Linked DNA regions of Homo sapiens: region 2 is linked to region 1. The links are chromatin loops, found by intact Hi-C in ENCODE. Cell type or tissue: adrenal gland. All regions are shown on one strand. Links, peaks and the distances in the headings refer to the core of each region. The heading gives the core; the rest is flanking DNA.

The links. A loop is a pair of places that touch in the nucleus more often than their neighbours do. Peaks named below come from ENCODE experiments on the same cell type or tissue, not always from the same donor. Only the 100,000 strongest peaks of a DNase experiment are listed, where the experiment ranks them.
Region 2: it touches region 1 in a loop (3-fold over the local background); 57 of 110 quality-filtered maps call a loop at or near these places.

Annotation. Positions count from the first base shown.
Region 1 is chr6:52,520,970-52,523,876 of GRCh38, forward strand. The region is part of intron 2 of TRAM2 (translocation associated membrane protein 2); the gene reads right to left. Among named protein-coding and RNA genes, the nearest start is that of TRAM2, 55 kb to the right of the region's middle. In adrenal gland, for the core only: no CTCF peak of the experiment used is centred there; no DNase peak of the experiment used is centred there; H3K27ac peaks cover 1,073 bases.
Region 2 is chr6:52,572,392-52,575,298 of GRCh38, forward strand. The region is part of intron 1 of TRAM2 (translocation associated membrane protein 2); the gene reads right to left. Among named protein-coding and RNA genes, the nearest start is that of TRAM2, 3.2 kb to the right of the region's middle. RefSeq lists enhancers at 945-1,473, 2,075-2,124 and a silencer at 2,475-2,524. In adrenal gland, for the core only: a CTCF peak has its summit at 1,173; no DNase peak of the experiment used is centred there; H3K4me3 peaks cover 146 bases; H3K27ac peaks cover 1,631 bases.

The DNA.
Region 1 (2,907 bases), core at 166-2,665:
GCAGTCTTGGCTCACCACAACCTCCCGGGTTCAAGCAATTCTCTTGCCTCAGCCTCCCAAGTAGCTGGGATTACAGGCGCGGGCCACCAGTTCCGGCAAATTTTTTTTTTTTGTATTTTTAGTAGAGATGTGTTTTTGCCATGTTGGCCAGGCTGGTCTTGAACTCTTGACCTAAGATGATCCACCTGCCTTGGCTTCCCAAAGTGCTGGGATTACAGGTGTGAGCCACTGCACCCAGCCCTATCTTCCTACTTTTGATCAGAGGAGGAAAGTAGTAGGTTGGTGCAAACGTAGTAATAAATTGGTTTGGCCCTGTTTTCATAGAACTATAGAGGTTGGACCTTTGTCCCCTTCCAGATGCCTACAAACAAACTGATGTTTTTGATTTTTTTTTCTTTTTAAATTTTGGTTGCCACTAATTCTTATAAAAATCCTCACACAAGGCTGGGCGCGGTGGCTCACACCTGTAATCCCAGCACTTTGGGAGGCCGAGGCAGGCGGATCAAGAGATCAGGAGCTCGAGACCATCCTGGCTAACATGGTGAAACCCCCGTCTCCACTAAAAATACAAAAAAAAATTAGCCGGGCGTGGTGGCGGGCACCTGTAGTCCCAGCTACTCGGGAGGCTGAGGCAGGAGAATGGCGTGAACCCGGGAGGGGAAGCTTGCAGTGAGCCGAGATTGCGCCACTGCACTCTAGCCTGGGAGACAGAGCGAGAGACTCCATCTCAAAAAAATAAAATAAAATAAAATAAAATAAAACAAAACAAAATAAAATAAAATAAAATAAAAATAAATAAATAAAAATCCTCACACGACCCAGGTTAGAGCTCCCACTTCTCATAGACTGCCCCTGTCGTGCATGAGCTCTCAAAAAGAACAGCAATCGTTTGGCAATAATCTATTCTATTTTTTTAGAAGAATAAGTCCAGCACATCTCTGGCCTATGAGGCCAGAGAGGTGACTCTGATTTTGGATCAAAACAAAACGCCTACAGGGACCGGGGGGAGCACAAATGAGCCAGGTGGTCCAGGTGTCTTAAGATAGCTGCTTTCAATACAGAGGCCCACTGCATTAAGCAGGTCATATTCTTCACTTCCACAGAGAAATATGCTTTCCACTGCTTTTCTTTAAACATATCACCCTCTGGTCTATCTTTCACATCTCCACTTTGAGAGAAACAAGTTTAAGAGATATCCACTGACCTTTTAACCTTACTAAAATAAATACACGTTAAAACTGAGATAAACAGTAGTAACTGGCAGCCTCGATGTCAGGAACACACTAGAGAGGAGGGGCACACCCCACACTGTGTCCCACAGGGGTGAGGGAGGCAGTGGCGTAGCTGCATCTCAGCCACTGTGGCTGCAGGAGAGGCGCAACCCAGTGGCTGGAGTCCCAATGTTTCAAAAGCAAAGAAAAATCTTTACGTGAAATCATCTGATTTTAAAATGCTGGTGACTAATTCGAAATTTTTAAAAACACTGCATGGGCCAACACCAGACTGGCCAAAGAAAACACATCTGTAGGCCAACTCTGACTACAGGCCACAGATTTGTAACCTCCAACCTTCATGACCCCTGATACCTTTCCAACACCAATACTCTATGAGCCTTCTTCCTATATAACCCTATGGAGTACGCCAATATGCTCTAGTGTAGGAATTAATCTAGCTTTGGGAAAAAGCACCTTCAATAATGACCTTCCTACTGTAGTGGGTTATCCCACCTCCCATCAAAAATGACACTTACTTTGCTTATCTTTGATTACAGTTTAAAGAGAGACCTGAAATAATCAGAATCTTGGCTGTTTTGACAACCTCTGTGAGCAGCTGTCCCTTTTGGGGAGTCACATTCTGCTTGACCTCCTGCTCCGTTTCCTATGACTAATAGATATTTTCCTGTTTCCTTCTGAGGTCACCTGCAAGCGGCTTCTCCTGCCTGCCTTTACATTTCCCAGTCCTGTCTGGATCCCACTGTGCGGTCTCTGACCTCCTCTGCACAACCTGAGCTGGTGTCCACTTCTTACTGACATCCCATCTGCTTCTGAGAACTCATGTGAGCCAGGGCAGGCATCTGCCCTAGAAGCTTCTTCTTTTGTCTGAAAGCTAGTTGTTTAAAGAGCATCACTGTACTCCTAGTTTCTTTCCGAATCCCTGCAAATCTGGATTTGTAAAATTTTCTTCTATTGGTTGCTGTGCCAAGAGCCAACTCTGTTTTCGTATTATTTTGAATTTTTTACACTATATATAAATCCAGAATTAGATATGGAAACACCACCACAAACAAAATCTGGAGGCAAATGATCACCTGGGGAAAATATTTACAATTCAGATCAGAGACAAAGGGCTAATCTTGCTAATATGTAGTAAGTTGCTATAATTTCACAATAAAAGGATTTTTAAAAATCGAGTAGAAATGAACAAAGGATATAAACAGACAAGCCACAGAAAAAAGAAACAGAAAAGATGGCTGTTATACATTTAAAAAAATGCTCAGCCTTACACAGAAGAGATATGCAAATTAAAGCTACACTAAGATACCATTTCATACCTATCAGATTGGCAAAAATACAAAGCTTGACAATATATTCTTGCTAAGGCTGTGGGGAAACAGACTCTTTCTTACACACTGCCAGCAGGAATGTAAAACGGTACCACCTCTTTGGAGGGCAATTTGGCAATTTCTGTTGAGATTACAAACGCATCAATCCTTCGATGCAGCAATTCTACTTCTGGAAATTTATCCTGCAGCTGGTACCTGCTACAGTCAAAATGACGTGTGTACAAGGTTACACACCACAGCACTGTTTTTAATGGTAAATGAATGGAAACAACCCATGTTGTTTTATCTATAGGGAACTGGTAGATATAGTTATAATACACCAGGGTTACTCAACATGTGGCCAT
Region 2 (2,907 bases), core at 90-2,589, 51 kb after region 1:
TCAGGAGTTCAAGACCAGCCTAGCCAACATGGTGAAACCCCGTCTCTACTAAAAATACAAAAATTAGCAGGGTGTGTGGCATGTGCCTGTAATCTCAGCTACCTGGAAGGCTAAGGCAAGAGAATCGCTGGAACCTGGGAGGCGGAGGCTGCAGTGAGCTGAGATTGCACCACTGCACTCCAGCCTGTGTGACAGAGCGAGACTCCTTCTCAAGTTGATCCGTGTCCACAGATGTATTATGTGTGCCATTTGCACACGTCTTTCTATGAACACAATAGAAGCAGGATTGTTTTATGATGCTGCTAACATTCACAGACAGGACCCGCAGCCACATTTCAGGTTATGATGCCTACAGGTATGTCTGGGAGGATATGAACCAGTGCCATGGAAGCCATGTACTAGCAGGTGGTGACACAATGGGCTCCCATTGTATATGCTACAAACATTTCACCCTGACAAGTCAATCAGTGTCAGGAGCAGGGAAGAAGGTGGTTCCTGAAGAAAAGGTAAATCTGCCAAATCTGCCTCTAAAACAATCAAAAAGCAAAAACCAGCCATCACCAAGAACTCCTCTGGGTCCCTCAACCTTTAAGTCATCACAGACCAAAAAGAAACCAAACCTACAAATGATAGGCTCAGAATTGTGGAAACATTTCTTTGCAGCTTTAGAGCCTGTAAATGAGCTTAAAAAAAAAGTTTCAGTCCTGAACTGACATTTTAAAGGTAGTATATAAATTGCTTCCTCTCTCTTCGGTGCACCCCCTTTTTCCTCATTCTCCATTCGCTAATCAAAGACTTTTCCTCTTCCCCTGCCTGTTTCAATTTGAAACGTGGCACAGAACAGGACACTGGAAGGAGAAGGGAAGGTGGAGGGGGAGGAGGCTACTTTCAAATCTGATACACATACCCCCCAACCAGCTGTCCACACCCTGGTTGATGGTCAGGCCAGACTCCACCTAAGACAGGACTGAAGGACCAAAGAGTTGAGTAGAAAACTCCCCCTGTGCCACCTCTCCCAAAAGCAGACTTAACGGTGGAAAGGAAGGAGGGGGAAAATAAAGTTCCACATTCCTGACATTTTTTAGCCAAGTGCTGTGGCTGCACAGAGCAGCTTCTCTATTCCAAGCAGCCTGTAGGACTGGGAGAAAACCTGGGTTCAGGGGGGAAAAGCTGCCCCCTGCCTTCGAAACAGGATGGCTCAACACTAAACCAAAATTGGGGTAGCAATAGGGGTGAGTGGTGAGGGGAGAGACAGCCTTTCATATGTGTTCCCAAAAGGAAATTATCCCAAGGGAAAGAATTTAGAGTCATCATCTCCCTGGGGACAGAGAACTAAAGCCCTGGGGTCCCTAACGGGGAAACAGAAGCCCCCTGAATGCAGAAGAGGTGACCAGTGAGTGGGGGAAAGAGCAACGCAGGGATGCAATGCAGACACAAGGGCTGTGGCTGCCTGGCGCGTGGGCTGATGGGGGAGAGGGACCCAGCCCATTGGCAGAGGCACGACAGAGGTCCCCAGAAGGAGGAATGGCCAAGAGAGTCGCTCTTTGTGGGAAGAATTATAATTGAGTTTTCCTGGCTCAGCTTCCGAATGAAGGAATCCTAGCCAGGGCCAAGTCAGAACCCCAAAAGCCTATGTCCTCTCACCCCTTTCTCCCATTCCCCTTGCACCTCTTCCTGCCGTCACTTCTAGGAAAAGGGTGGTGAGTCCCCAGTTGCACCTACCATCGCACCATATGCATCCCTACATACCCACACATGCACACCACACACTTCCAGAGAGAAACCCAGAAGATCCTAAGTGATATCCAGCCAGTCCTGTGCTTGGTTATGAGGCGTCTCCCCAGGCTTTACTCTGAGTGTGAAGATGCCCACATTTGTTTCTCTGTGGTACCTACAGTATCCAGGACGCTTCTGCTCTCATTTGATAGAGGCAGCAGTTCCAAACTCCCCCTCCCCACCCCCAGGAATACTTATCTCTGTGGAGAGTTAGTTAGTCGGTGGGTAAAGACAGTGAGGCCCCCACCATGTGCCCAGCACAGAAGAACACAAGACCTTCTTACTGGAGGCTTAGGGCAAAGCCCTCTTTCTCCCAGAGAAGCACAGACTGATGATCTCACAAAGTACCTCCAAAAGAAGGAGACACCTGCCCTGTAGGTCCTGTAGGTTCAAGGTGCTATGGGAAGAAGTGATGGGCTTGGCAGGAAAAGGGGGCCTGTAGGCATTTCAACCAGGGGCCTTGCTACACTCCCCAATACAAGCCTAAGGGGGAGGAAGAGTAGTTTTGTTTGTTGTTTTTCTCGTCTTGGGCCTTTCTCTTTCACCAGATACTGGAAGTAACAGCTCTTAACACCTTTCAACTTTTAGAGTGGCAGGTTTAATGCACAGGACTTTCCATAAGACTAGAGACCCAGGGAAGGAGGTAGGTACCAAACTCAAATGCTGGCAGCCCTTTCTGAGCAAAGATAAAACAGGGAGGGCCACAAACCCTAACAAATGCTAGAAATATGACGGAGAGAGCCACAGGCTATGCGAGAAACTTCGTCGCTGCAGCCTGTGGCTTTGAGGTTTACAGCTGTCACGTGTATCTTTCCAGCCACACCCTCCAAGGCTGGGGACACGCACTTGGAGGCCTCTTAGAATGGAGGACAGCAAACAGACAGCAGAGAATGCGCTGGGCAAAGGAAATTCTGTTATTTTGTTAAGCTATTATTATGATAAATAATCACAGGGCTCCAGGCGCAAGAGACTTTTTCATGTTGGTAGGAGATGTTATGGCTTTTGTTGCTGATATGATCTCAGTTAAACCTTACAACCACCCTGTGACGAAGACCAGTTTTATGAACGTCTTTAATGATGGGGAAACTGAGGCTGCAGTCAGTTTTCAGTCAGACTAGTCACAGAACAGGG